6 separate regions of the Homo sapiens genome follow, and regions 2, 3, 4, 5 and 6 are each linked to region 1. The links are chromatin loops, found by intact Hi-C in ENCODE. Cell type or tissue: PC-3. All regions are shown on one strand. Region 1 has its middle 120 kb from the start of LDLRAD3. Region 2 overlaps PAMR1 (peptidase domain containing associated with muscle regeneration 1). Region 3 overlaps LDLRAD3 (low density lipoprotein receptor class A domain containing 3). Region 4 overlaps LDLRAD3 (low density lipoprotein receptor class A domain containing 3). Region 5 overlaps LDLRAD3 (low density lipoprotein receptor class A domain containing 3). Region 6 overlaps LDLRAD3 (low density lipoprotein receptor class A domain containing 3).

Region 1 (5,000 bases):
TCCTGCTCTAACTTTCCCCACTCTGGACAAGTGGACAGATCAGTGAGCTGAAAGGGAGCCCAGGTTTTGGAGGCAGATATCCCTGGGTTTGATTGAACTTCAGTTTGGTTATTTACTCTGTACCTCCCTCGGCCTCAGTTTCTTCATCTGCAAAAGGGCCTTAACAAGGCTTCCCTTGTGGGGGTGCTGTGAGGACCGCAGGGTCTTAGAGCTTTGGGCACAAGTCATAGTGAGTCTCTCTCAAGCTGCCTTACCTTCTGCTCCGAAGCCCCAGGTTAGCTTCCTCCTCAAATCACAGGAACAAATGTAGGCACCATCTGGGTAAAGGAGAAAGGTGGTACCTTCTGGCAGGCTTTTGTGGGCATGAGGAAACTTCCCAGAAGCCCCCGCAAGTCACATGCTCATTTCTGAACCACTCATGACCAAGAGGGCGGGACTTCCCTTACACCAATCAGGTCGGCCCCTGGAGCTGGGAGACTGAGCCTGTTTCTGGAGGCCCCTGGGAGCGGGAACCCCTGCACCCAATCCTGCAAGAAGAGGGAGTAGACACCCACTCGTTAGGCAGCCTGAAGTGCCTGTTCTAGAGGCAGTTTGCAAAATGCCGGCACATAGTAGGTTATCAGTTCGTGGGAACTCACCCTGTGGGGATTGGGCAGATTGCCACGCCAGGTCTGTAGTGCCGGTGGCTACAGACAGGCAAGCTCAAGGTGCCTTTCCTTAATGTTATCTAAGGTCATTAAACCTCTAAATAAAAGGGAAGGCAGAAAATGGAGATTCTGAGACAATCCAAGCAGCTCAGAGTGATTGGTATCAAAATTATAATGTCTATAAAGTCATTTTAAATCCATATTGCATTTGACTTTTTAAAAAACCTGTAACGCTTCTCCCTATTCTCTAAGGTATAACAACAGAGCCCTTTTTATTTAGTTCTCACAACCACGTTAGACTCTTTTGGGGGAAATTATAGAGTCTGTCCTGTTACCTCTTCTGTGCTATCTGGAGGGTCTTTGCACCTGGTGCCACAGTGATTGTGACCCTGGTAGGGGTCAGTCTAGCTGGGTAGAAATCAGCCCCCGCACTTTATAGTTGTTGCACTTGGGCAAGCTGGCCTCTCTGTGCCTCTTCTTTCATCTAGAAAAATAATAGTACCTAGCACTTCAGGTTGTTATGTGATTAAAACAGTTTCATTTTCTCTGACAGAGTGGCCTGTTTAAGATAAGGAGAATTTTTGAATCTGGGTAGATTGGATTCTTGCCACTTCCTGCTATCTCATCAAAGAGCCAAACATAGAACAGGGAGGGCTATGTGAAGGAATGTGCACTTCATCAAAAGCATGCATTCCGTTAATTTAAAGAAATTATAGTATGATTATTCTATCATAGCAACAAGATATAAATAGATATTAATAAGTAAAATCAGGTTAGTTGCTGAAAAAATACCATTCATAATAAGGTTGCATTATATAAATGTTTGTATATGTAAATGTCCTGTAATGCCCATGGACTTTAATTGCTGCATTTGGCATGGAAAATTGCCAGCTCTGCTACTACTAGTGGTGTGATCTCAGGCAACATTCTTTACCTCTCTGAGCCTCAATTTCATTGGCCATAAAATGAGACTAATTTTTTTCTTGTATTAAAGGACCACATGAGATAATGTATGTAAAAAGACTGAAAACTGGAAAGTACAATAGTTTTTTAGGTATTTAATCATTGTTGTAATTAATAGCCACAGTGAAAATATATTCAAGGACAATGTAAAGATTTGAGCTTACAGTTTCAAATACCAACCTTAAGAATGATCCAGAAATACTAAACTCATGTGTTTTTTTGTTTGTTTTTAAAACTATGACATCTATAAGTTGGAGACATTTGCTTTTTGAGACATTGTCTTTTTTATTATATAATCTTTAGTCCTCATGGCATCCTCTTTAGAGACCAAACAGCAATTAGTGAACTGTTTCAGACAGAAATCTGGATGGTCCAAGATCCTGGATTAAGATAGCTCTCTTTATGAATGCATTTTCAGAGTAAACAGGAAAAGTGTATTAAACCAAGCACTTCATTGTGGATAAGGAAAATCGATATCCTGTGGGTTGGACTGTTTTTAGTCTTACTACAAAAATGGATGCACTATTTATACCTGTTTTCTCCAGTCATGGCTATTAGCTCTTCACTTCAAGTTCACTCACTCAGCCACTACGGTGGAGAGCCAGTCATTGTAGGTTAAAAGCAACTAATGTTAGACCCCTGCTGGCCTGGTCTGGCACTGCACGGGGAAACACAATCTCCGATTCTTATTAGTGGGGAAATTGGTTTACAAAAGCAGAGCTGAGACGCCAAGGATTTGGTTTTGCCTCCCTTGATATCTAGGTGCCAATATGGGAGCAAGAAGAAAAGTGGGATTTGCCTTACAATGGAGAAGTTCTTGAGGAGGAACTGGGGATTATAATCTCCCTTCAGGGCGGTTGGGACTTGGATCAGCCTGCCCCACAAGCTCCCTCTTCATTGCTAACAGCTTGGAGGCTGGCACTGAGCTTTTCCATGTGTTCACACTCATTGTTGGTTGCACTCTCCAACCTCTAGGGGGCGCAGAGGCGTTCGCCTCAGCTTTTTTTTTTTTTTTTTTTGAGACAGAGTCTCACTCTGTCCCCAAGGCTGGAGGGGGCAGTGGCGCGATCTCAGCTCACTGCAACCTCCGCCTCCCGGGTTCACGCGATTCTCATGCCTCCACCTACCGAGTAGCTGGGATTACAGGCATAAACCACCATGCCCAGCTAATTTTTGTATTTTTAGTACAGACGGGGTTTCACCATGTTGGCCAGGCTGGTCTCCAACCCCTGGCCTCAAGTGATTCACCCACCTCAGCCTCCCAAAGTGTTGGAATTAGAGGCGTGAGCCACCACGCCTGGCCTTCAGCTTTTTCATTTTGTTGCTCCAAGACAAGGAGCCGGGACTAGGAAGGGTCAAGGGCACGATGGAGCGCTCAATGATACACGTGATGCGGCTGCTACAATAGGAGTCGTCGACTGTGGGTAAAAAAGCAACCAGAATTACAATGCTTTTCCTTCTTGTGGTCTGTACTTTCTCCTCTTCTCTCGTGAAACTGGAATGAATGGGGCCCAGAGAAAACGAAGCACAGAACAAGAGAAGGATAGCAAGAAGGGCCCAAACAAAACAAGAGCCTCAAATGGGCAAAGCTTTTGTTTTGGGGAAAGGGATCTCGGTTAATGCTCCTGTTTGGTAGAAATCAGACATAACAGGAATGAGGTTAGGGAGTGGTAAAGTGGTAAGGGGCTTGGCTCCACTTCCAACTCAGTGTTTTTGGTTAACATGAATAGGTAAACCCTAAAGGATTGGGATTGGGGAATCATGAGAGATGGGAAAAATCCCACTTTTCTTTGCTTGAACATGGCCTAGCAGATGACCTTTTCTTCTCACAGTAGAGAGCTCTAAGGAAGGTTATCAAAGTCCAAAAGTTAGGGTTTTAACTCATTTGACCTACTCTACTGGCCCTATGACTTGAAGGTCACAGTCGTGAGATGGGATTATACTGAGAACCAGGGTATCGTTCAACAATGTTCCTTGATCTCTTCCTCATTAGGGCTTGTGCCTCTTCAGAGTTTGGCTGGAGTGACACAAATCCACTCTTCCCAGTTAAAGATAAGTCATCCTGATTAGCTTCCCAGAGAATGTTCTGTGATTGCAGGAAGGAAAGTTGTGATTGCCAATCTGAACTTGGAGGCCTCAGTGATTTTCGGAAGCACTGTTTGCTGGGCTGAGTCAGCAGAGACAAACCTAACCTTGATTTTCTGGAGAGTGTTCTTCTACAAGGACAGATCCTCAGACACTTAGCCCGTCCCCTATTAATGAATACTGACGTCATTACCACATTTTTTGCCCTTAAAAGCAATGCTACATGATCATTCTTATGCAAAAAGCTTTGTACCTATGTCATATTTCTTTCAGGAAGATTTCTAAAAATGGGGTTGGATACCACCAAATTTCCTATCCAATAACCTGTTTTATTACTACACCAATCAAGTTATGATAATGATGCTAATATTGATAACTATTTCATTTCTTGATAACTTACTATTTGCCAGGTACGGTTTTAAGCACTTTTCACCCATTATCTTATTTGATCCTCTTATCAACCCAGTGTGGCAAGTTCTATTTTGGAGATGAGGAAATGGAGGCAAAGGGCATATAAGTTACTGGTTTAAAATGACTTAGTAAATGCCAGACCCAGGCATTCTGATCTAGAATGCCTCCCATTATTCACTCAAAGACAACTTACCTCTATTTCAAGAATAGAGAGCTTGGGCAAAAGGCAGCCACTGGGCTTAGTGAAGTTGGCCACTTCACCTGGGAAAGGAAGACAACTGGAAACATTTAATTGGAAAAGTTTTTATTGGAAATCTTGAGCCTTCATTAATAAATCTTTGATGTTGATATAAAAATCCAAGTTCAAGGTCACAAAAGGATTTCACTTCAGCTGTACCTATGCAACCTCCTTTTAAAATGCATAATTCAATCAACACAGTTCTACTTAACCTCTGCCAAACAACTGGCTGAACTGATTTTTTTTCCAGTTAAATTAACTGGTTGTCTTGGTGGTTTTGTCATGTTAGGCTGAGTATTGTGAAGTGAGATGGTGGGTTGATCCAATTCAAGGCCATACTTTGGTTGTGCATTTCTAAAAACAAAGTCACTTGATAGGTGTGAAACATCACAATGAAAACTGGGAGCCAATCAGGCAATAGCTTTTTCCAGGCATGTTTGTTGTCCATGAGCTCTTCTAGATGAAGCTCCTTTATTTCTGGGAGAGGAGTAGGAGGAAGCTGAGGAAAGGGATGAGGAAGAGACAGGAAAGAGAGCTGCCCCAGTAAGTGGGGATATTTATTCTTTATCATTGCTAAATGCTCTTGTTACCTTCTGGTGGGTCTAATAATCTCCTAAGAAAATACCACTCTTGTGTCTCTTCTTACTTGGAAGTTC
Region 2 (5,000 bases), 340 kb after region 1:
GTCCTAGGCTGAGACAGGAGGAAAAGAATTATTTATAGGTAGCATATCTTGTTTGTTAGTAATTATATGGTAGGAACTGTGCTGAGCACTTTATGTGCCATGTCTTGTTTCATCTGTACAATCACCCTATGAAAATACATACTCCCATTTTATAGATAATGAAACTGAGGCTCAGAGCTGTGAAGTAACTTGCCTGAGGCCGTACACTTTGGGGTAAAGCCCAGGACGATTCCAGACCCCTTACTCTTGTTCTTAACCACAGTCCTAGTCTGCCTCCTGCTGGTGAGTTCTCCCGTTTTCTCTGGGAAGTAGGGAGTGAAATATCTGCTGAGAATGAGTAGAAGTGAGGTTGGGGCTTGAAAGTACCAAAGGTTTGGGGCAGCCACTTGAGGAACAAGAAAAGGCACCAGCTGGTGTTAAGCTTAAAGCATATCCAAGCGAGACGGAGGACCCAGTCGAAGCCAGAGTTCCTAGGGAGGTGATGCAGTCAGTTAGGACGTTGGCTGATGCTCTCTGGAAGTGCAGCAGCAGAAGGGAGTAAAACCAGTTGTTTTGTTGATCCAAGAATAAGCTGAGACATGACTGACCAAGGATCCCAGCTGGGAAGGACATGAAATCAGAAAGAGCCTGGTAGAGGGGCAATAGGGACAGGAGGTCTTAAGTGGAAAAGCAGGCTTGGTGGTAATGAAGTAATGGAACACATAGGTGGAATGGGTATTATGGTCAGAGAGTAGAGTTTCTAAGTTGAAGCTTTCAGGGATGGTGGTGATAAAGTGTTCAGTTTTTTTTTTTTTTTTCTGGGTAACTAACAATCTCAAAGGACAAATGTTTGTTCTTTCTCATGGGTCTGTGAGTTGGCAGGCATTCCACTGATTTCAACTGGGCTGACCTGGGCTGGTTGTGCTCCAGGCTGCAGGGCTTAGGCAGAAGGGACAGCAACCATCAGGGGATGCTCTTCTCAGGGTGGGTCGCAGAAGCACAAGAGGTCAAGCCAAACACACAGGTGCACATAAGGCCTCTGCGCACATCACACTCACCCATATTCCACTGGCCAAAAGAAGTCACATGGCTAAGTTCCCAATGAGTGAAGTAGGGAAGTATATGCCATCCCAAAGGAAGAGGGGTGGATAAATATTTCTAAACAATACTTCAGTCGCTCCATGTGAGTAAGGGGGTTTGTTCAGGGTGCAGGGGACAGGAAGGAAAGAATATTTGCATGCAAGAAGTCAATACAGCAAATGGTAACAAAACAAGGATAGCAGTCACCCAAATGTTATGAAACAGAAAATATTAATATTCAGAAATCCTGAGCATGTGTCTTTTTAAATAGCACCTACTGGTCAAATCTTGGGTTGCACCTTGGTGTAAGACGCTGTTTATGGAGCCTCATTGATTGGGCTGGTGATTGTGTCCATTTGAGGGTCCAGGCTTTCTCAAGGACAGCAGAACTGGCTCAGAGCAACCAGTCTATCACCTAGGCAGGCAGAACAGAGAGCTCACACCTTCGTGCATTAATCTACCCATCCAGTCAAAAGATATTTCTTGAATGGATGCTTCTAGGTGCTGGATGTACAATGATAAGCCAGACGGGCATGGTCTCTGACATCTTAGAGCTTGCGCTTTAGAGAGGAGATTTTTTTTAAAGTTAAAAAAATAGAATGTGGTCAATGCTATGAAATTGAAAAAACAAACTAATGGTCAGATTCTATCCGATCTGTGTTGGTTCAGTTTTGCTTGTTCAATTACGTTATGCTTGTTCTGAGAGCCTCATTCCACACAGTGTATGTTACCACTGCCATGAGCACTGATGGAGCATTTCTTATGGAGCACTGGGCTGGTCACCAGGGAACACAATGATTCCGCAATGAGTTTACAATCCATCTGTGAAAACAGTGCTTGACCATAAGAAGACATCAATATGATGTTATTAGGTTCTTATCACCCTCACCTCATACTGGCACTAAATAAATGTGTAGGGAATTCATAGGAAGAAGTAATTCATTTCACTCTTTGTTGAATGCCTGCCTGGTGCTGAGCACTATGCTGCCTGCCTACGTTAAGGGTCGCCTACATATGGCTGGGACACAGCGCCGGAGCCCCATGGCAGTGCAAGCATTTTCCCACTAGATGGCGCCCAAGCGATCCTTTCAGACAACGTTATCCTGAAGGCGCTTCCTTCTGAGTGTCTCTGAAGAGCCTGGGCATTTTTTTTTCCTGAGTACCATACAGAGCCTTAGAAGGAGGGAGGAGTGGCGGGCAAGTGCCAGAAGGATCAGAGCTGTTTTATATGTGGGTTAGAGAGCATCTGGCACTGAACAGATGCAGTAGCACCTTTATTTGCTCACTGTCCTTGACAATGTTTATATTACTAACCTAACTAATGACAACCTTAAAATTCATTATGGAATTGATTCATGCATAACCATTGGCAGGTTGTATTATCCAGGAGGATGGGCAAACGGCCTGAGGCTATTGAGCCCAGGAGAGAACTTATTCACATCTTTCTGCCCAGGAAAGATTGGTTTAGTAATCTCAGAATATCCAGACTAAGAGCTACTGGCACTTTATCGCCATTAAAAAAAGAGCTGTTCTTTCTACCTTTCTCCACTCTTTAATGTAAAACCTTCAATTCTACAGAGAGTTGAAAGAATAGTATACATCCATATGCTCCTTTCCAGGATTTGCCACTTTTTATCATTCTCCAACATCTGGCTCTCTCTCTCTTTTTCTGCACTTTAAGACTCATGAATTTTAATTTTTTTCTGTTTCATAGTGTTATCATAATTTTTCTTTTGATGCTTAGATTGTTTCAGATTTGGCCCGTTAAGCAGGCTGCACCTCATTTCTCCTTGAGCACTTACTTGCATTCTACCCCTGACCCTCAAATGTTTTAAGTTCACCTTGATTTTCTATGCCCAGGTCTTGAAACAAGCTATTTCTCCCTGCATCCTGGTTTCTTATAGTGGGAAATTGTATTTAGGAACTGCGATTTGGGTGCTGGCTATTAGAGGTGCTGATATCCAAAGTCGAAACCAAGGCTTCCTCTTAGGGTTTCTTAAACTCAAAAGTTGCGTTCTGAAGTGGAACCACTCTGCTGACTTCCACTGCTGACCACTGGACTGGTGTTGGTTTAGCTTGGCCCTAGGCTGAGTTCCTTGGCCATCAAAAAAGATGAGCAGCAGGAGGGCCCAAGAGCGACCCAGAATGCCACACTTCTAGCTGGCATGGCAGTGATCCCAGCCTTTCAGTCCCTGAAGGATACTGGGCATCTAAGGAGGTTAGGAAAGCAACCCAGATGAGAGGATTTATGGGGAGAGATTATAGGTCCTTAATACATTTATCTTCTTAGTCATATTTTGGACAGAGGCAGAGAAACAGAGGAACTGGCCATAAGCCATGCCCAAAAATGTTTGTAGGGTGAGTTATCGGAGAGGAAGAGGATTTGTGCAGGCCGATTCCTGAGCCATAAGTAGGAATGATTAAGAGCAAACTTAAGGGGAGTGGGGAGAAGGCTTACAAAGCTGTGTGTTACTGACTTTCGGGGCTGCCCTCCAGGGGAGCTGCGGAATCGCCTAGGGTGGAGTTACTGAAAGCTGCCTCATCTCGCTCCAGACTTTTGTGTCCTGATGCTCCCAGAAAAAGAACAATGCTCAGGTCGATTCAAACTGGGGATGGTATTAGGTGGCAGTTAGCAGCCTGGGCTTGGATTTGAATCTCTGTTTCTTTCCTGGCTTTGGGCAAGGTTACCCAATCTTTGTGAATCTCAGTTTCCTCATTTACAAAATTGGGATCCTCATAGTGGCCTTGAGAGTTTTTGTGAAGATTAAGTGAAGAACTGTCTATAAATCCCTTAATATGGAGTCTGGTATATAGTAAGTGCTCAATAAATGGTGGATAGAGTCTGGTATATAGTAAGTGCTCAATAAATGGTGGATGCTATTCTTATAATCCAGAGCCATGAAATGAGCTCTATTTGTTAGTTGTTGTTTTGGGTGGCAGGGGAAGAAATCAATATAGGGCCAGAGAAGAAAGATAATAAAAGAGAAGCCTTTAAGGTTAGAGAATACACACTGGGCACAAGGAGGTAGTCTTCACCAGACAAAGTATTGTATGGCAAATAGTATTTTATATTTTATGTGCTGAAGCTCTTTGACCACAGAGAATTCATGTTTAAATCTTTGCAGAGGATTTTATGTTGTTAAAGAACTCATCAATCATAGCTCAGCTTCTGGTGAAGGTATAGAAGGATGTGAAAGACCTTCCCTCCTGCTCAAACAGTAAGAAATCACTAGATTAAACCAAAGAAAATAACAGTTTTCATTAAAACCATAATATGAAATCTAAAAGAATTTAAACTCCAGAGGGGTGAATTCTTCCAGGATGAGCAAGAGATTCGGGATGCTTCATACTTGAAGGCAGCTGCTGCGGTTGGGGGCAGGGCAAGTGCAGGAAGGGGCCTACCAGAGAAGGAGGAGGAGAAGACAGGAAAACTTTTGAATCTATGGGCTGACCAGTTGAACTTAAATCTAGAAGAGACTCCAAGGCAAAGACAATCCTCTCCACCAAGTATTTTATTAAATGGAATTTGCCTGTGCAAGCAGAGGCTGGAATGAGGCTACGAAGCAGGAGATCTTGGGATGTTGTCACCTTGCAGCTTTATAAGCTTGTGGTCTCAAAGTCTCACAGTCTCATGGGCTCACAGCTTCCCAGTCTTGTAGTCACAGGAGTGCAGGAAGCTGGGGGAAGGAGGAGATGAAAATCAAAGAGAGATTTCCTTAGGTTTATGGGGTTTGAATTTCAAGGCTCTTCTGGTGAGATTATAGCTTCAGTCCTGCCCCAAATCAGCTTAACCCTTGATTGGGTCAAACTGATTCATCCCTGATCAGTTCTCCCACCAGCCTAATAGAGGAGAGGGCGTTTGCAATCAAAGGAAACAATAGATCTCTTGTTGTGAACAAGCAAGGAAATAAGATCTACATTCAAGAGAACAACCAGTCAAA
Region 3 (5,000 bases), 330 kb before region 1:
AGCTGGTGGTGGTCACAGAAGTCACTGCAGACACTTTGGGGTAATTTTCTCCAAGTCATCCAGCTAAAGTGTTGGGGTCAAGTCTATGAAGCTCTCTGGTAGCCCCAGCTCATGATCTAGCATTTCCTTGTAGTGGTACTAAGAGACAAGACAATAGTACTCAGTGGGCTGGGAGGAACTGTTTATTTTCCTTCCTTTTATTCTATTGATTGATTGTAAAGTCTAGCCTGCTTGGTAGAATTCATGCTAGCGCCAGGGTCTCTACTACAGACACTGATGTGTAACTGGCACTAGACAGGACTGGGGATTTTGACCAATATACATTTATCAAGCTCAATGGAGGAGGTGGAAGACTAAAAACAATTCAAAGTGGGATCCCGCCCTCACGGAACTTAGCATCTATTAAGGAGGGAGCGGAGTGCCATGGAAAGACCATGGGCTTTGGAAAGAGACCTGAGTTGACTACAGCCCAGCCCAATTGTTTACTAGCTATGTGGCCCTGGGCAAGAAACTTAACATTTGTAGCCTTAGTTTCCTTCTTCGTAAAATGGCGGTAACAGAGTCCAACTGTTAGGGCTGAGATTATCTATATGAAGGTCTTGGCACAGTGGCCAGCAGTGCCTCTCTTCTGTATTCGATGTAAATGGCACCCCCTGAAGTTTTGCGATGTGCACCCCTGGCCCATCTTACTACACAATACTGTGTATTGTGTAGTAAGTGCTCAATACACAGTAGCTGCTATTATGACTGTCTCTAATGTTACCATGTGGGTACATCAGAGCTGGGATAGAATTCAGGTCATTCCCAGATATGAGCATGATTCACTGAAACAGCACCATGTGAATTACAATTTGAACAACTGGAAACCTCTGGCCTGGCTAGACTGGTGAGGGCGTTCTAGACAGACAGAAAAGTGTGCCTGAAAGGTGGGAAACCAAGGATTGTTCAGAGGTGCCTATGGGTGCATGTGGTGAACAGATCAGACCTCGGAGAACTTTCCATGTCCAGTAAGAGATTCAGCTTTATGCTACTGGCAATGAGGGGCTATTGTGTGTTTGAACACAGACAGCAAGACAAGCAGGACTGGGCTTTCAGTGACAAGGACTGGAGGTCAGGAAGGCTCATTAGAAAGCTACTGCAAAAGCAGGAGGTAGAGAGAAGGCCAGAATTTGGGCATGGGCATTCAGCTTCAACAAGGGATCTTTCTTTCTTTCTTTCCTTTTTAATTTTTTATTTATTTATTTTTTTGAAACAGAGTCTTGCTCTGTTGCCCAGGCTGGAGTGCAGTGGCTCAATCTTGGCTCACGGCAACCTCTGCCTCCTGGGTTCACACCATTCTCCTGCCTCAGCCTCCCAAGTAGCTGGGACTACAGGCGCCCGCCACCACGCCCGGCTAATTTTTTTTGTATTTTTAGTAGAGATGGGGTTTCACTGTGTTAGCCAGGATGGTCTTGCCTTTTTTATTTTTTTTTAAAGAGACAAGGTCTCGCTCTACCACCCACGCTGGAGTGCACTGGTACAATTATAACACACGGCAGCCTGGGACTCCTGGGTGCAAGTGATCCTCCCACCTCAGCCTCCTGGGTAGCTGGGACTACAGGCGTGTGGTACCACGCCTGGCTAATTTTTAATTTTTTTGTAGAGATGAGGTCTCACTTTGTTGCCCTGGCTGTTCTCAAACTCCTGGCCCCAAGTGATCCTGCTGCCTCAGCCTCCCAAAGTGTTGAGATTACACGTGTGAGCCACTGTGCCTGCCTTCAACAGGGAATCTTTAAAGAGTAATATTCATGCCTCATTTATGGAACAAATATTGTTCTCAGTTCTCAGATACCGGTGTCCAAGACAGACACAGCCACTAGGAGGCAACATTGTTCTTCCCTAGAGATGGGACACCACACAGTCCCCAGGTAAACGATACCCCCTGCAGCCTGGTGGATAGTTCAAGAAAGCTGTTTTGGGGAATGAAAAAGGACACCCCACCTTCCACCTCATCCTACCACACTCCCTATTCCACCGTTCACGCCTGCCCTGGCCTGGTGAATGCCAAAGCAATGCTGTAAGAGAGACCCAGGGCTTTAGCCCTCAATTCAGCCACATTCATGAGTCATGAGTCATGAGGAACATGAGTCATGAGGAACAGTCATGAGGAACACATTCATGAGTCATGAGGAACAGACGCAGAGCCTCAATGGGGCCCCAAGTCAGCAAGGGATGCACCTGCCCCAGCACTTCTGGAAGCTCTGGCACTGTGTTCAGTGCCCTCATACCCTGGTCACCAAGCCCCAGGAGATGGTTTTCTACCCAATTACCAACTGAGACAAACGTGGCAGGACACTACAGCGCTGGGAGCCACAGACCCTGGCCACCAGCCCAGAAGCAGACTCACAGCTCTGACATTTTCAACAGGTAGATAGGAGCAGCGAACAGATTCAAACTCCCTCTCATCCTCATCTCTCACCAGCTGGACAACACTGCTGTGCAGGGACAGCGTCTCAGACACAGACGGTGCTTCTTGAATCATTTGTCTTTCTGGGGCCTTCCAAGTTGGGTTATTTTGTCCTATCCTTTCTAGCGACTGCATACTGATACTTTCTTTCCCCTTTTTCTCTTGCTTCCTGCCAACTTAACTTTATCCAGGATGGTCTTTGCATTTGTTGTGCCCACAACTCTCCAACCGCTATTCTTTTGTAGATTTTATCTGACAGATTTCATTTTACCTTCTGCACAGGCATCTGACCATCCCCTGACGTCTGATGTCTTCTCCCCTCCCAGGCCTGAGTGCCTGATCATTCCCTCAAGAATCTTGCAGAAAGGCCATCTTCCCTGGCTACTCCCAAATGGAGTTCAAAGCTCCCCTTTTCTGCTACCTTGGTACTCAACAGAACTCATCATGTGGGCATGAGTCTGTCCCTCTTCTTAGATAAGGAGTTTCCAGACGCTGTGGCCAGGTGTTCTCTCTTTATCATCCCAGTGTGCGACATGGGGCCTGGTTCATCATACGTATCAACACAGTTGGCTAAATGGATGGATGCACAAGGTAGACTGAATGAAGGACCATTTCACTAACTTCATTTGTCTCTCCTAGAGCAGCTGCCACCACCATCTGTTACAAAACCTTCAAACTGAAATGTTACTTCAATTCCTTTCCAACACTTTCTGCCTACCCAAGCCAGGGGATGCCTCCTTCACAGAGCTGGTCATCTGTGGGTAGCAGAAGACAAGTGAATGCACCATGTCCCTCAGACCTTTGAAGATATAGCTTGGGAGTCTTGCTGGGGTAAAGTGGTCCTGGCTCCATTCCCTGGCTGCTTCATGTTCCCAAGGGTCATACAAAGACCCAGAGTCTGAGACTGCAGAAAACCCCAAGACGGCCCTATCTCCTTCTCCTTGGCTGTCACTCAGATTCCCACCCAAACCTCCTCCAACTCCATGACTCTAAACACAGGATAGACTGAAGCATTCCCTTCTAGTTCTACTGGTAAATATAACTGTCAGAAGATTTTTCCAAAAGCAGGCAGTGAGAGAAAAATCATAAAGGCAGCAAAGTCCTCGTTAGGGAATAGAAAAGTTGGATTTGCCACCAAATGAACCGAGATGCCCCTACAGTCACCCCAGAAAATACACCCTGAGTGTATCGAGATAGTCATCTGAGCACTCGCAGATGTCTCCTTCCCGCTTCCAGATCCCTAAAGTGACAGGGCAGGGGTTAAAACACAAAGATCACAGGGTTGAGAACCAAGGAGAGGACCATCACTGGGCTCCTTTTCTAAAATCCCTATGCTAGATATATAACATTTATTTAATAAGAAAAACAGAAACAATGAAAACAATCTGGCCAGGTGTGGTGGCTCACGCCTGTAATCCCAGCATTTTGGGAGGCCGAGGTGGGCAGATCACTGAGGTCAGGAGTTCAAGACCAGCCTGGCCAACATGGTGAAACCCCGTCTCTACTAACAATACAACCATTAGCCGAGGCTGGTGGTGGGTGCCTATAATCTCAGCTACTCGCAAGGCTGAGGCAGGAGAATCGCTTAAACCTGGGAGGTGGAGGTTGCAGTGAGCCAGGATTGCACCACTGCACTCCAGCCTGGGCAACACAGTGAAACTCTGTCTCAAAAGAAATAAAAATAAAAATAAAAAACAACTAATGGAAAAAAGGAAAAGAAATAAAGGCCCAGGCAATAAAGACTCAAGCTGGTGGCTCACCCTTGTAATACCACAGGGCATATGCAAAGTCAGGTATTGCTTTGCAGTGATGTAAGAGGTCAGAATCACAGGAGTCTGGCAACTGCAGTGTCAGATACATCATACCACAGCCCCATGAGGAGATATTCTGAAACACTGATTGTTTTAGGAATTGTTAATAACTTGAGAATGTGTACATGATACTATGTGTAGGGGGTTGAACTGTGTCCCTCAAAAGTTATGTCCATGTTCTAACCCCTGGTGCCTGTGAATATGACTTTATTTGGAAAACGGGGTCTCTGCAGATGTAATTGAGTTAAGGAACTTTAGATGAGATCATCTTGCATTTAGACTTGACCCTAAGTCAAATGACTGGTGTCCTTTTAAAAGTAAATAGAGGGGCCGGGTGTGGTGGCTCATGCCTGTAATCCCAGCACTTTGGGAGGCCGAGGCGGGTGGATCACAAAGTCAGGAGATTGAGACCATCCTGGCTAACATGGTGAAACCCTGTCTCTACTAAAAATACAAAAAAATTAGCTGGGTGTGGTGGTGGGTGCCTGTAGTCCTAGCTACTCGGGAGGCTGAGGCAGGAGAATGGCATGAACCAGGGAGGCGGAGCTTGCAGTGAGCCGAGATCATGCCACTGCACTCCAGCCTGGATGACAGAGCAAGACTCCGTCTCAAAAAAAAAAAAAAAAAAAAAAAAAAAAAAAAAAAAAGTAAATATGGGGGCCAGTCATGGTGGCTAACGCCTGTAATCCAGCACTTTGGGGGCCAAGGTGGGTGGGTCACTCGAGGTTAGGAGTTGGAGACCA
Region 4 (5,000 bases), 210 kb before region 1:
TTCAAATGACTGACTGGGCACAGTGGCTCATGCCTGTAATCCCAGCACTTTGGGAGGCTGAGGTGGGCGGATCATGAGGTCAGTAGTTTGAGACCAGCCTGGCCAACATGGTAAAACCCCGTCTCTAATAAAAATACAAAAATTAGTTGGGCACGGTGGTGGGTGCCTGTACTCCAGCTACTCAGAAGGCTGAGGCAGGAGAATCGCTTGAACCCGGGAGGTGGGGGTTGCAGTGAGCCGGGATCACACCACTGCACTCCAGCCCCGGGTGACAGAGCAAGACTCCGTTTCAGGGAAAAAAAAAAGTTCAAATGATTAACCTGTCTTCAGCTATTTCCTCAGCTGGCTTCCAGGGAGACAGCAGGCTCAGAGCCAGGACACATAGTTCTCCTGTCAGACAGGCCACGTGGCCTGGTGCCCAAAGCACATGAAAGAGCCAGGAACCATCGTCCAGTCATGTGGTCTCAAGGCAATCCCCTGTGAGACAACCCTGTGCCCACCACTTGTCAGTCATGCTTCCTACCTACCAGGGCACCCAGGAGGACAACCACACAGGGCACCATGGCCAAGCTCACTCTGCAGAGACAAACTGAAGAGGAAGAGAAATACACCTCTGCAGGGCAGGGAGCAGGATCATTTGACACCACGGACCCCTCTCAACTCACATCCCCGGTGCCTCTTTTCTCGTAGATGATCATCAACCCAAATCTCATGCATGTTTCGGCGTCATGAAACAGGTAAAGGGCAGAAAAGGAGGTGGGGTGGGAAGGATCACAAAACCATTTGATCCTGGTGGTGCCCATTAGAAGATGATGTCCCCAGCAAAGCTCAAGCCATATCTATCGGCAGAGAAAAGGGGATGGGAAAGCACGTTACTATGTATTCAGTCCCAACTCCATGCTGAATACTTGGCAGGATGCTATGCCTCATTTAATCATCAAGAAAATTCCACGGTGCTCTGTAAGATGGTCACCAGCATGGACTCTGGTGTCAGGCAGCCCTGGGTTCCCAAGTCCAATGTGCCACTTGCTGGTTTTAAGATGCTGCAGCCACATAACCTCTGGGATGCTCAGTTGGCTCGTACATAAAGCGAAGGCAAGGATGGGACTCCAGGGTAGGGATTAGTAGAGCCTGATGGTAAAACCTTCTGCTCTCTCAAAGCGTTGGCTCCACCACCACCAAGATCCCTGTGTCTACACAGAGCATGTGACTCTGAGATGGAGATACAGCAAAGAAGCAGGACTGCTGGCAAGAGGCACAAAACCACCAGCTTGCAGCAAGCAGAGTGTGCAGGGTCTAAGCCTGCTCAGGACCTGCTCCCCTCTGCCCCAGGATGGCTGCCACCCCACCCCAGCAAAGGGCCAGGCCACTCACGGCACTCCTTCTCATCACTCTTGTCGAAGCAGTCAGGCAGCCCGTCACACTGCCAGGCGCCCGGGATGCACCGTCCATTGCTGCACATGAAGTTGCCTGGTATGTTGCACTCATTGGTGAAGTTGTTCCCGGGGAGCAGCTGGCTCTCTGTCAGAGAGAGGGGACAGGTCAGACGGCACAGCAACAGCAGGGACCTCAGCGCCCCTCAACTGAAAGGTGTGTGGTTTGGTATAGGTGAGACTTCTGGTAGATGACTCAACCTCTCTGACCTTCAGTTTCCTCATCTGTGAAATGGACTAATAATCTGCCCCAGTCCACCTCCAGAGATTCTGAGAGGACTAAATGGAGAAATACAGGGAACAAACATACTTGAATGTCAGGCACAAAATGGGTGTTCACTGACTTTTTTTCTTTCTCCATCAAAGACTGGTTGTAAAATCCAAATGTTCTTTTCTGGCCATCAGCAGTGGTTAAAAATTAAAATTCTAGACAGGAGTGAGCACTGGACTCCCAATGTCTCCAACATTAGGAACTGCAAGATCTTTCCAGGCCTCACACTCTGTAGCCCTTACAATCACAGAATCCTTGAAGTTGGGCCAAGTTGGAAGGAATACCGGGAGATCATTTCACTCTAGGAAACAGGAGCCCAGACCTATAAAACCAACCTGCCTGAGGTGGCACAGGTAGAAAAGGCCACATTGAATCTTGAACTTGGGATTTGTAACCTCCAGCAGGGTCCCAAGGTCATGGAATTGCCTTTCAAGAGTTACTGGAAGCTGAGAACCAAGCTGCAAGTTCAGATTCAACTCCACTGAACATGGTCATAAAGTGCCAAAGCCCCCAACCCGAACAGCCAACCCTCAGGCTAGAAAGCAAAGAGAGAACACCAGTGCTGTGGCGGTGGAGGTGGGCAGGGTGCTGAGTTCATCTACCAGTAGACCCTGGGGGGAGATTTTCAAGGGAGCCAGGATCTGATCGATCTGACCAGTCTGATCCATTGTGATCAATGGCTGAGAGATAAGGAGCCATGTGAGTAAAAGAGTTTTGGGGAAAAGCAGGAAAAAAAAAAAAAAAGACCAGTCCTTCAGCACACCACAACTCCAGAGCTCCCTCCTGAGTCATTCCATAAGCATTTACTGGACATTTATGACCAGATACTTGTGCTATGTTCTAAAGATGCAGAGATAAAGGCTAGGGCTTATTATACCTTTAGGCTGGAAAGGCACACACAGCAAAATAAGAACAGGGATGTCTAGACCCGCCTCGGGGTAGCAGAAGAGAAGGTCCCTGATTCTCTTTCATAAACCTTGCCAAAGAGAAGCATCTCTAGATTTCCAGATCCCTAACATCATATCCTCCTACAGGCCACTATCCTTTATGCGTGCTGTTCTTTTTACCAGGGATGCCCTTCGGCCTGCTGGGTCTCCCAGTAAATCCATACACACCCTTCAGCAAACAAATATGTCGCCTTTCCTCTGACGTGTCCCCTGGCTTTTCCAAACACAGATGAGCACTAATTCTGTAGTCTGGTGATAGTACCACTGGGGTGATACTAAAAATATTTTATAACTAGAACAAGCGGGCAACAACCAATTGCAATGGACACCGTCACAGGCAAGCAACACCCCACCGGCCTTGTTGCATGGAATTTCCCTTGTAGACCATCTGCTGCATTATACAGAATTAATAACGCACATGCACGTTTCATTACTGAAAATGAGCTTTCATCGCTCACTGGAGAACTCCAGGAGAGAAACTACAATGAGGGGCTCTACCCTGCCCAACTGCCCACATCAGAATCCTAGAAATCTCCCTTGTCCCCTCCTCAATCTATCAACCCCTATATGTGGCCAGTCCCCGACTCTCCATTGCCACAGTTGCGACTCCAGCCAAAGCAGCCACCCTTTCTTACAGGGATTGCTGCACAGCACAACTTCCCAACTTGGCCTCCCTGCCTGCCAGCTTGCCCCTCTCCAACCCACTCTCCCCTCTGTGGCCAGAAGGATCTGTCTAAACACCAAATGAATCATTTCTTAACTTTAAAAGGTCATTGAATGGCTCCCTGGTGTCCTTAAGATAAAGTCAAAATTCAAATAAATCAAAAAAGATTCCGAGAAAGAGGGTAGCATCTACAGTGGATGTTGATAGACACACAGAGATAAAAAGTAAGCACCCTTCAGGTCTAGAGAACAGTGTCAGCAAAGACTCTGTGCAGGAAGACGTAGCCCAGAGCATGGAACAACATGGAATTCAAAAATCATGCAGCTCTGATTGTTAGGAAATGCAAAGGTATTATGCTACTATTTCTCCTATTCTGCTGCAATTTCTCCTATTGTAGTGCAAAGTCAGCCATCCCTAATTAATCATGATGCTCTGTTCCACCGAGCCAAGAATCAATATGAGACTCCCTCTCAAGACCGGACTCCAGAAAGCCACCAACAACCCTGAGAAGAACATGAAACCAATTCACCATCTCCAGGCAAGGGCTTGAGGGGGACCCTAGAAGGGCAGCCAGGTACTGGATACTAGCCAGACAACAAATGCTCAACCCAGAAAACCCCCACATTCCAGCTGTTTGCTAACAACTGCTCTGTTGTTAGAGAACTGCTCTGTAGCAGAGAACTCTTCAGGGGCCTGGAATGTAAGGGTCATTCTGCTTTGTTTGGAAATACTTACACTTGCATTTGTAGAGTTAGCTCCTCCAAGGCAAGCCCCCCTGGAAACGTCACTGCAACTGTGAAATCTTGTTCTGATAAACAGATTTTTGGAGCGGGAAAATTGGCCAGATTAGATTCCAAAGTACTTGCTCTGAGAGTCAATAAGGCTGGCGGCACATGGACTTGACAAATGGATGGGTGGATGCAGAGACTAAATACCATGTCTGTTACACACAGGTGGTCCTGCCAGCCATGGGGCTCAAAGTGCTTTCTCAGCAGGACCAGGGATCCTGGGGCCTGGTGAACAATAACAGAGAGGCACATGCTTTTTGCTCTTCTGAGCAACCGCATTAGGCATGCAGCTGGTGCACAGCCGTGTGCTTTAGGGAAGTGACATCATCAAACTCAAAGCATGAGGAGGGCCGGTAACGGTAGCTCACACCTGTAATCACAGCACTTTGGGAGGCCGAGGCGGGTGGATCACTTGAGGTCAGGAGTTTGAGACCAGCCTACCAACATGGTGAAACCCCTTCTCTACTAAAAATACAAAATTAGCCGGGTGTGGTGGTGCACACCTGTAATCCCAGCTACTTGGGAGTCTGAGGCAGGAGAATCGCTTGAACCCGGGAGGCAGAGGTTGCAGTGAGCCGAGATCACGCCACTGCACTCCAGCCTGGGCAACAAGAGCAAAACTCTGTCTAAAAAAAAAAAGGCATGAGGAGAAACTAAGGCAAAGGCAGGTTAAATCTTATTGATTCTGTCTTCAAAAACCTGCCTCAAACCCATCCAATTTGCATCACTCAACTGGCACCACCCAATCCAAGCCGCCATTATCTCTTGCCCTTTTCAACCATGGGTTTTCAACAGGGATCAATTTTGCCCCCCTGGGAACATATGGCACTGTCTGGAGACATTTTGGGTTGTCATGATGGGGAGATGGGGGTGCTATTGGCGTCTAATGGGCAGAGT
Region 5 (5,000 bases), 230 kb before region 1:
TAAGGAGTTTGAGTTCAGAATTCTAGCTGTGATGAGAAGTCATTACAGGGGAGTGACCTTATCTTTTTTTTTTTTTTTTCTGAGACAGGGTTTCACTCTGTTGCTCAAGTTTGTGTGCAGTGGTACAATCATGGCTCACTGCTGCCTCAACCTCTCATGCTCAAGTGTGCCCCAGCCTCCTGAGTAGCTGGAACTACAGGCATGAATTACTGACCAGCTAATTTTCTCATTTTCTGTAGAGACAATGTCTCACTATGTTTCCCAGGCTGGTCTTGAATTCCTCGGCTCAAGTGGTCCTCTTACCTTAGCCTCCCAAAATGCTGGGATTACAAGTGTGAGCCACTGTACCTGGCCTGATTTATCCTTTATAAAAGACCACTCAGCTGCCCTGTGAGAAATGCTCTGAGAGCACAGAGGGAGGCACAGAGGGAGGTAAAGGAAGCAGGAAGACCAGTCCAGGGAGTGACAACAGTGCCTTACACTAGCACAGGAGTGGGGAAGACAGAGAGCTGTGAATGAACTCAGTATCCTCTAAATCAGGGTTCCTCAACCTCAGCACTCTTCACACTAAAGCTGGATAATTCTTTGTTGAGGTGACTGTCCTATACATTGTAAGGTGTTTCACATCTTTCCTAGCCTCTATCCATATACACCAGCTGCAACCCCAATTGTGACCATCAAAAATGTCTCTATACATTGCCAAATGACTATGAGGGTTAAAATCACCTCTGACTGAGACCCACTGCTTTAGAAGTAGAGTTGACTGGGCTTGCTAATGGATTAGAATAGGGAGAGTGGGCAATTACTAAAACAGAGGACTCAAGAAGGATTTCTAAGTTTTTGTATGTAACAAGGTAAGATCATCTCAGACATTCAGAGGGCTCTCCCTCTATACCAGTGGACTGGGTTTTGATTTGCAGTGCCACTAAATCATTCATTCATTCAAACAGTCCACAATGAGTGTCAGCCAAACCCGATGCCAGGGATGCAAGCATAACTTAAAGAGCTCGCAATCTGACAGAGACGCAGACCTATAAGCAAATGGAGTTGATAAAGTAGGTCATATGCTTCAGAAAAACCCCCAAGACTGACCAGAAGCGTGAAGGAAGACGTGGCTCTTTGCTTCTGGGGGAAGTGGTGTGAGTGCTCCAGTGAGATTCCAGTGTTGTGCCTGGAAGACAGAGGCACAGAGGGAAATGGCATGTGCCACAGCACCAGGGTGTGAGACAGAGCTGGCGGGCGGAGAGCAGGAGGGAAGGAGCTGCTGCTGAAGAGACAGGAGGGACCAGCCAGGAGGGCTCTCTAAGACACACTTGATTTCATGTGCAATCTGGGAGCCACTGGAGGGTTGTTGTTATTATTCCTACTACTTATTACTAATGATTAAAGGAAAATCAAAGAGACATCTCCTGAGTGCTCAGAGGGCATCAACCCCAGTGCTGGGCGCTCCACTGAGATGAGGTACTTCATCCCTCCTCCAGATGAGAAAACTGCAACCTAAAGAACTCAGTGACTTGCACAAGATTTCTTGGCTGACAAGTGGCAGAGCCAGGATGTGAACCCAGACCAGCTGGCTCCAGAGTCCACGTTAAGCAAGGAAATGGTGACGCAAATGTGTGGTTTCGGACAATCATTCAGGAAATAAAAATATCTGAGGATCACTAGTTTATGGAAATAAATGAGCAAGGGAAAATGTATTAGATGGAAAGGTCAGAATTCATTTCCAGGCAACTGACGATCCAGGGAGGAAGACCAAGAAGGTAGAAGGGCAGCCAAGAGATAGTGGGCAGAATCTCAGCAAACAAAGGAGAGAAGACGAAGAGGCAGTCTGCAGTGTCCAGTACCGCTTCAAGGCCAAGTAATAGCGTATTTCAACATTTGCTGGATCTGACAACTAAGAGATTCTTGGAGCAAAACATTACTGTGGAGGATGCAAAAGCCAGGTGCAGAGGGCCAAGGAGTCACACACTGGCTACAACAAAGGAGAAGGAACAAGAGCCAGTGGGACACTAGCTTGAGGAAGAGTTTGGGGCCAAGGGACAGACGAAAGATGAGGAGGTAAAGAAGTAATTACTGCGAGGAATTCACAAACTTGAGTGTAGATTAGGCTCCCCCGGCGAAACAGGATACAAGTGGGCTTCTGGCCCCATCCCAAACCCAATAATCAATGTTTCCCAAGTTGGCCTCAATCCACCAGGGACCCTGACGATCACAGGAACCACTGAGTGAGGCGGCGTTTCTCATAGTGTGGTTCCTGGGACACTGGCAGTTTCCTGAGTCTATCCTAGGCCTCCTGATTGAGAATATCCCAGAAAGGTCCTGGGAAGCTGCTTACTGAAGACTCCAGGTCATTCTGATACAGCCAGCTTAGCTCCCTGAAAATCATAAACTCTAGACCCTTGTGGCTCAAAGTGTAGACCTCAGACCAGTGCATCAACAGTCACCTGGGGGGTTGTTTGAAATTCAATCAGCCTTACCCCACATACCTACTGAGCCAGACTCTGCATTTTACCAAGACCCCCATGCCTTTTGAATGCATATAAAGTTTGAAAAGCTCTGGACTGCAATACAGGGAGGATTTGGGGAGTGAAGGGAGAGGTATCGTGTACCCTCCTGCCAGACATATTTAGTGGAGAGTGCCCTGAGAATGCTTGCTGCTAATTTTAACAGGAGATAGCAAAGTGTTCCTCAAAGAAATCTCCTTCAAGGTTCTGATGCTTCAAGCCACTGCTGCACCCTTCAGGGCTGAGGAGCTAAGTCAATCATGATTTCAGACATTTAAAATGCAATATCTTTTTGCGGCAATGGGAAAGTATTGCACTTTATGCATTCCGAGAGCTCCAAGTGAATCCTGAAAACCTCCTCCATACAGACCTGCCGTGGTGTGCACTTACCCACAGGGGGCAGCACAGCAGAGTGGTTCAGTGGCTCAACTCAAGCCAGAATGTCTGCTTTCAAAACTTGGCTAGGCCACCCAAGTGCCTCAGCCAGTTACTTAACTTCTCTAAGCCTCAACTCTCCAACTGTATAATGGGGATACTAGCAGAACTTAGGTGATGTGAGGACTGAATGAGATCATCCATGCAGAGCATTGGGCACAGTGCCTATTATATAAAATTCAGTTGCTGTTTAAAGGCAGGCTGTCAGCCAGGTGCGGTGGCTCACACCTGTAAACCCAGCACTTTGGGAGGCCGCGGCGGGTGGATCACAAAGTCAGGAGTTCGAGACCAGCCTGACCAACATGGTGAAACCCTGTCTCTACTAAAAATACAAAATTAGCCGGGCGTAGTGGCGCATGACTGTAATCTCAGCTACTCAGGAGGCTGAGGCAGGAGAATTGCTTGAACCTGGGAGGCAGAGGCTGCAGTGAGCTGAGATCATGCCACTGCACTCCGGCCTGGGTGACAGAGCAAGACTCTTGTCTCAAAAAAAAAAAAAAAAAAAAAAGGGCAAGCTGTCTGACCCCAGAACCCCTACACTACATGCTCACTTAGAGTCTCTACCATTTTGCATAACCTTAAAGCTACCCAAACTCATTCCTACATGTGCAGGTCCACCTGCAAGAAAAACATTCTGTATTTTCACAAGGAAGAGAACATTCCATTGAAAATTACAGAGGTCTGTAGTTGTAAGGGTGCTTGAAGGTAACATAACAGAACCACTTTATAGATGAGAAAACTACGGCTGAGAAAAGCGAGAGTGCTCACCCACAGCAAGAGTTCATTCTTTGCACCAAAGTATACTAACTAGGAAGACCACAGGCAAGTGTCTTTTAGCGCTGTGGTTTCTACCCTGCACACGGGCACTGTGGCTGCACAGGCAATGGCTGAACCAGGGAAGACTGGCCCTTCTGGGCCGATAGTGCCATCTGCCAGTCCCCCAGGCTGTGCTAAGCAGTGGGAGTGCCCCTAGCACCATGGAATTAAATGGAGAAGCCAGTGAGGCTGCCAGGAACCCTCTGTTTCTGAACATGAAAGCCCTTCATTAGCTTCTGCCTCTGGTTTTAAATCCAAGCAAAATATCTGGATACCATGGCTTGAACTGATGATAATAGGCATCTATGCAAGGGCTGAGAGAGAAAGAGAGGGAGGGATAACACTCTCCAAGAGTTCATACCCCTTGGGACCCAAATCAAAAAGGAGAAAAGTTGAGAGAATATTTCCCTTCAGAAGAAAAATTAATTACAAGCAGGAATTGGGGTCAGGGCAGGTGGAAAGGGAGGATATGAGGCTGTTAAAGTGAATCAATCAAGTGATCCTTTAAAAGTGCTGAGAGAGCAAGTGTGTGTGTGTGTGTGTGTGTGTGTGTGTGTGTGTGTGTGTGTGTGTGTGTGATCCATCCACACATCCATCCATCCATCCATCTATCCATCCACCCATTCATCTATCCATCCATGCATCCATCCATCCATTCATCCAACCATCTATCCATCCATGCATCCATCCATCCATCCATCCATCCATCCATGCATCCATCCATCCGTGTATCCATCATCAATCCATCCATCCATGCATCCATGTATCCATCATCCATCCATTCATCCATCCATCCAGGCATCCATCCATCCATTCATCCATCCATCCATCCATCCATCCATTCATCCATCCATCCACCTATCCATCCACACATCATCCATCCATCCATGTACCCATCATCCATCCATCTATCCATCCATCCATCCAAGCATCCATGCATACTTCCATCCATCCATCCATCCATCCATCCACCCACCCATCCACCCATTCATCTATGCATCCACCCATGCATCCATCCATCTTCATTCTTTTTAAGCAGCAGCTTCTGTTGATGTTTTACAATTCTGTTCTTCCATCAGCAGAGAAATCAAAGAACTGGGTGATGTCAATCCTGTAAATAGCCAGCATCTCTGGGAAGATGCCAGAGGGCATGTTTCTATTTAGAAGGAAAAGAAGGCTCAGTAAAGTAAAACCCCATGCTCTAGGTTCCATGCAGGGTCAAGAAGAGCTGCTCTTCTACCTTGC
Region 6 (5,000 bases), 310 kb before region 1:
CCATAAGATGCTGATGTTATGATTTTTGCCTTGTAGGAGGTAACTTGCAGACAAACAAGATTTTTTCCCCAGTGTCTGGTTGCCCATCCAAATGTCTGATGTCCTTCTGATTTTATCTCCATTCCTGTTATACTTGATCCAAAATTATCTGGGTCGCTATGCATGCATGTGTGTGTATGTGTGTGTATACATACATGTTATATATATATATACTTGGAAATCTGAAAGAGGGAAGAAGGAACAAAGCCAGATTTTTCTCAGCTTTCAGTTCTTTCAACTAGAACAGACATTTAAGAACCCACACCCAAGCAGAACTGGACCATTTTATCCTTCGATGTAGAAAATGGGCCGGGCGCGGTGGCTCATGCCTGTAATACCAACACTTTGGGAGGCTGAGGCAGGCGGATCACAAGGTCAGGAGATCAAGACCATCCTGGCTAACACGGTGAAACCCTGTTTCTACTAAAAATACAAAAACAAAATTAGCCAGGCGTGGTGGCAGGCGCCTGTGGTCCCAGCTACTCGGGAGGCTGAGGCAGGAGAATGGCGTGAACCCAGGAGGCGGAGCTTGCAGTGAGCTGAGACACAGCCTAGGTGACAGAGCAAGACTCCGTCTCAAAAAAAAAAAAAAAAAAGAAAAGAAAAAGAAAACGGACTTGGGCTGGGCATGGTGGCTCATGCCTGTAATCCTAGCACTTTGGGAGGCTGAGGCAGGAGGACTGCTTCAGCCCAGGAGTTTGAGACCAACCTGGAAAACAGAGCAAGACCTTGTCTCAGTTTTTTCCAAAAGAAAAGAAAAGAAAAGAAAAGAAAAGAAAAGAAAAGAAAGGAAAAGAAAATGGACTCAGGCTGGGCATGATGGCTGACACCTGTAATCCCAGCATTCTGGGAGGCTGAGACAGGAGGACTGCTTGAGCCCAGGAGTTCGAGACCAACCTGGACAACATAGCAAGGCCCCATCTCAACTAAAAAAAAGAAAAAAGAAAATGGACAAATGGACTTGGCCTTCTTAGGCCATAAGGAAGATGAATCATCACTGCAGGAGATGCCAGAAAATGCAAAAGGAGAGCTAAGTAAGTTTAAGTTTCCAGATAAAAGGTAAACAAAGGTAAAATTTAATGAGCACATACCATGGGCCAAACACTAGACAAGAGGCTGTTTTAATCAGTATCTCATTTATCCTCTCAAAATAAAAACCCCAAAACACTATAAAACTCATTCTATTATCCCCAAAAGGGGGGAACTGAGGCTGGGGAGAGGAAGTCACTTGCCCAGGGTCACGTGGCTGGGAAGCCACAGAGCTGAGGACCAAACTCAAACCTGCTGACTAACGTGGTGCTCTTCCCTCTGTATACACGGCCCCGCATGAGTACGTTACTTATGAGTGCGTTAAAACAAGCCAAAAACCCCACATGGGCTTAAACCGCTGCATTCACTTGACAAGCACTATGTAAGGTCCTCTCCTATCGGGACTGTAAGGCGCTCAAAAGTGATGTATGGATAGGAAGAAAAAACGCAACATCACCTGAAACCCGAATTAAAAATCCATGTGCTTCTGAGTCCTGAACAATTTCTCTATCACAAAATATTTACTGTGGCTTTGTGACCTTCGACAAACCACCCAACCTTTGTGTGCCCCAGTTTTCTCATCTATAAAACGGGGAAATAATGACACCTACTCCTTCTGGGTTGTTGTGTGATTTAACAAATTTTAAATATAAAGCACTAAGAACAGTGTTGGGCACACAGTCAACACTGTGTAAGTTTAGCCACGCTGCATTATTGCTCTTATTAGATAATCACACATCATTGAAGCATGTGTACACACACACACAGTCACACGTTTTCTTTTTCTCTTCTCTCACACAAAAACGGGTTATTGAGACACATTTTCCAACAAGAGACAGTGGACTTGGCAAAGGAGCCTCTTAATGCAGCCTCCTTTATTTTCCGTCTTCCGCTCTCCTTTATAAATAGGTTTGGCAAACTGATGCTTAATAGCTTAATATCGTGTTCATATTAATCTCACCCTGTCTGAACTTCAAAGGGACACACTGTTCTGACTGCTAATGAAATGAATTTTAGTTGTAAGTTTCCAAGGGATCAGAGCTGGAAAAAAAAAAAAATCCCAGCTGATTTAAAAAGACAAACATCTCCTTGGTGCTCTTTTAAAGCTATTTGGGTTTTACAGAGCCATCGCCCCAAGCAGGGGAAATCCAACAGCCTTAGCCTGGCCAGCACAAGGTCCCACAGACGCTAGATGGCACTAGAACATGCTCGAAACAAAGACCACCCAGCACCTAAGCTCCTCTGGTCCTTTGCCCAGCCCACCCCAGGCCCCAGGTGGGTTCAATGAGGCAAGATGTGTGATATAGACTATACAAACTGGAATAAACCATGCAAATGTTAGAAACTATAAATAGGAGTCAAGGAAGCAATATTACATGCTTGGACAAAATACACCCAGGTATTCTTTTCTGGATTTCAAAAGGCAAATCATCACAATAATTCAGTACTTAATGCTACTGAGCCATACACTTAAAAATGGCTAAGACAGTAGGTTTTCTGTTATGTATATTTCACCATAATTTTTTTAAAAGGCAAAGCATCCCCAATAATAGGAATAGTATAGTGTTTTCATTCCTAAGAAATAAATACAATAATGTAGTCAGTTACCATCTCTTACTCTGGTATAATGTATTCTAGCCCCAAAGCAACAAAAAAGTAGTTATTTTACAAACTGGCTCGTTCCAGGACACTGCCAGGCAGCTCATACCTCTGTTCATTTCGAAAACCTCACTTTATATAAATACCAACCTCCCTATCCTTGAGAAGGCTCCGAAGCAGGTTATTCTCATAGAGAGAAAGCTCTTATGCCCCAAACCAGCTTTGAGATGCGTCTGCTGCTGCCTGGAGCCTCACCATCTCCAATTCATTTGCGTGGAAAGGCAAGACAGCTCGTTTAAGCACAGATTACTGGTGGTGGGGTGAGAGCTGGGAGAACAGGGAAAGCCTCTCAAGGCATGAGCCTTACAGGCATGAGCCACTGTGCCCGGCCTAGAGTGGTTTTTCTGATGCCAATGTGGATAAATCTGCTCCTCTGGTTGGCCACCCTTTGAGCCAACTGCACAGCTCAGGTTGGATTCCAGCTGGAAGTCAGGTGAGGCATCCTGAGATGCCTGGTCTCACCTGGGTTGTGACGGGTACCAGGTAGAGGCTTCTGGCCACCAGCAGGGTTAGATAAAGACATTAGGATCCTGAGAATGGGAGGCAGTCCATGAAAGAGATAGTGCGCACTGGACTTGGACTGAGAGAGGCCTGGGGCTGAATTCCAGATTCCAGAGCTGGCTCCTTCCAGTAGAGTGAACCTGGGCAACTCTCTCAGCCTCAGCCTCTACCTACCACTGCCAAGTGGGGATGATGATAATAGCTCCTCAACCAGCTGCTGTGAGGACTACGTGGGCTGATCTGTAAGAAGGACCTAACATTAACATAGTGCCTTGATGAAGCCTGAATGACTCGCACAAAGCAGGCGCTCAGACCAGGGTTGAGGAGAACAGGGGAGCTGGAGGGGCTCGGAGTCATCACTATCTTAGCAGAAGTGGTTGCTGCTTTGTGGATAAAACTGGCGGCAGCTTGCCCCAGCCCTGCGAGTCATTCAGGCTTCATCTGGGCAAGGAAGCATTCCCTCCAGCCTTCTGCCCTCCAAACTTCCTTCCGAACCTTTTGATGGCCTCACGCTGTCCTGAGGATCAAGGCTGGGATCTTAATACTTTTTCTAAAATCCAGCCCCTTCCAGCCCCCGTGGACACATCCAGACAAGCCTCTGCACACTTCATTTGTGAGTTCTATCCCGTCAGCCCCATTCTCTTTACCTTATGCCCTCACAAATGCTGCTCCCTCCACCGGGAAGACTCTTCTCTTCAGGGTCTTATCACCCTTCAGGTCTCAGCCAAATGCCCCTTCCTCAGGGAAGCCCACCGTGCTACTATCGTGTCCTACACTTTTCCTTACACGAATCATCACACTTGAAATTGCCTGTTCAATGCCTGTCTCTCAACTCTTCAGTGAACTGTAAGCATAGGGTCTCAGCTGATAAAAGCTAGCCATTACTATTACTATCCATTCAACAAATATTGACTGAGCCCCTCCTGAGTTCCAGGCACCACTATGGGGGCTGAGGATACTGCAATGAACAACAAACAAAACACGGAAGTTCCCTCCTGGAGCTTTTATCTTACAGAGGGAGACTAGCAAACAACAAGAATGAATGTAAGGACAGTGTACACCCAGTGGTGATAAATACTACAGAGAAAAATATAGCAGGGAAGGGAAAAGATGCAGTTTGATAGAGGGTGGTCAGGGAAGGTCTCACTGAGCAAAGACCCAGAGGAGGTGGGTGGATTGGGGAGAGTGTTGGGGGTGGTGAACATTCCAGGCAGGTTTTAGGGCCAAGAAGGAGGCTTAGGGCAGATGTTTCAGCTGGGATGCCTCCTTCCACATTTTCTGACTGCCTCAGAGCAATGATCAATTGCATGGCCTCTCTATGCCCTAGGTAAGGGAATCCACGCAACAACCTAAGTCATGCCTGTGGCTCCCGGGAAGGGACCTGGCACAAAGGACGATTTATAAAATCTGAGTGCAGAACATCCCTTGGGGTCCCAGCAAGGTCGGATTTGATACTGGCTCACCTCCTCTGAAGGGACTCTGGGACAGGACCATTCCTAGTTCCTCGTTCAACTTTCATATTGGCCTTCTAGGTTGGCACAGGCTATTGGAGATGAAGGCTCTGGGGCTGATTTCACAGGGAATCCCAGACCACATACCTCTGCTCAATGTTCGAATCAGCAAAACACCAAGTCCTGCTTGCAGCAGCCTCTGCCATCGACAGTTGCAAGCCAAATCCTTTGGGTTTTGTTTTTGTTTTAGAAAGGACTTAGAAAAGGGCTAATAGTGTTCTTCTCAGAAGCAGGCAGAGAACAAATGCCATATGCTCTTCT

Evidence for each region. Peaks named below come from ENCODE experiments on the same cell type or tissue, not always from the same donor. Only the 100,000 strongest peaks of a DNase experiment are listed, where the experiment ranks them.
Region 2: it touches region 1 in a loop (9-fold over the local background); 7 of 110 quality-filtered maps call a loop at or near these places.
Region 3: a loop joins it to region 1, with 19 times the contacts of the local background. A loop is called at or near these places in 12 of 110 quality-filtered maps.
Region 4: a loop joins it to region 1, with 3 times the contacts of the local background. A loop is called at or near these places in 17 of 110 quality-filtered maps.
Region 5: a loop joins it to region 1, with 10 times the contacts of the local background. A loop is called at or near these places in 16 of 110 quality-filtered maps.
Region 6: a loop joins it to region 1, with 9 times the contacts of the local background. A loop is called at or near these places in 64 of 110 quality-filtered maps.

The regions. Positions count from the first base shown.
Region 1 is chr11:35,819,549-35,824,548 of GRCh38, reverse strand. No RefSeq gene overlaps it. Among named protein-coding and RNA genes, the nearest start is that of LDLRAD3, 120 kb to the left of the region's middle. In PC-3, a CTCF peak has its summit at 2,289; DNase peaks (open chromatin) are centred at 2,248 and 2,528; H3K4me3 peaks cover 307 bases; H3K27ac peaks cover 378 bases.
Region 2 is chr11:35,483,013-35,488,012 of GRCh38, reverse strand. The region is part of intron 3 of PAMR1 (peptidase domain containing associated with muscle regeneration 1); the gene reads left to right. Among named protein-coding and RNA genes, the nearest start is that of PAMR1, 40 kb to the left of the region's middle. RefSeq lists a silencer at 2,025-2,074. In PC-3, CTCF peaks have their summits at 280 (motif pointing left), 1,918 and 2,130 (motif pointing right); DNase peaks (open chromatin) are centred at 2,182 and 3,402; H3K27ac peaks cover 1,460 bases.
Region 3 is chr11:36,147,003-36,152,002 of GRCh38, reverse strand. All of the region lies in intron 4 of LDLRAD3 (low density lipoprotein receptor class A domain containing 3), which reads right to left. Among named protein-coding and RNA genes, the nearest start is that of MIR3973, 140 kb to the right of the region's middle. RefSeq lists enhancers at 1,954-2,133, 2,013-2,586, 1,526-2,725. In PC-3, a CTCF peak has its summit at 1,876 (motif pointing right); a DNase peak (open chromatin) is centred at 2,102; H3K4me3 peaks cover 566 bases; H3K27ac peaks cover 2,784 bases.
Region 4 is chr11:36,032,624-36,037,623 of GRCh38, reverse strand. LDLRAD3 (low density lipoprotein receptor class A domain containing 3) reads right to left here. Exons shown (of 6, transcript NM_174902.4): 2 at 1,375-1,521. Among named protein-coding and RNA genes, the nearest start is that of MIR3973, 25 kb to the right of the region's middle. RefSeq lists an enhancer at 4,211-4,505. In PC-3, no CTCF peak of the experiment used is centred here; a DNase peak (open chromatin) is centred at 2,533; H3K4me3 peaks cover 1,066 bases; H3K27ac peaks cover 2,770 bases.
Region 5 is chr11:36,054,438-36,059,437 of GRCh38, reverse strand. All of the region lies in intron 2 of LDLRAD3 (low density lipoprotein receptor class A domain containing 3), which reads right to left. Among named protein-coding and RNA genes, the nearest start is that of MIR3973, 47 kb to the right of the region's middle. In PC-3, CTCF peaks have their summits at 2,705 and 2,919 (motif pointing right); no DNase peak of the experiment used is centred here.
Region 6 is chr11:36,129,183-36,134,182 of GRCh38, reverse strand. The region is part of intron 4 of LDLRAD3 (low density lipoprotein receptor class A domain containing 3); the gene reads right to left. Among named protein-coding and RNA genes, the nearest start is that of MIR3973, 120 kb to the right of the region's middle. In PC-3, a CTCF peak has its summit at 2,270 (motif pointing right); no DNase peak of the experiment used is centred here.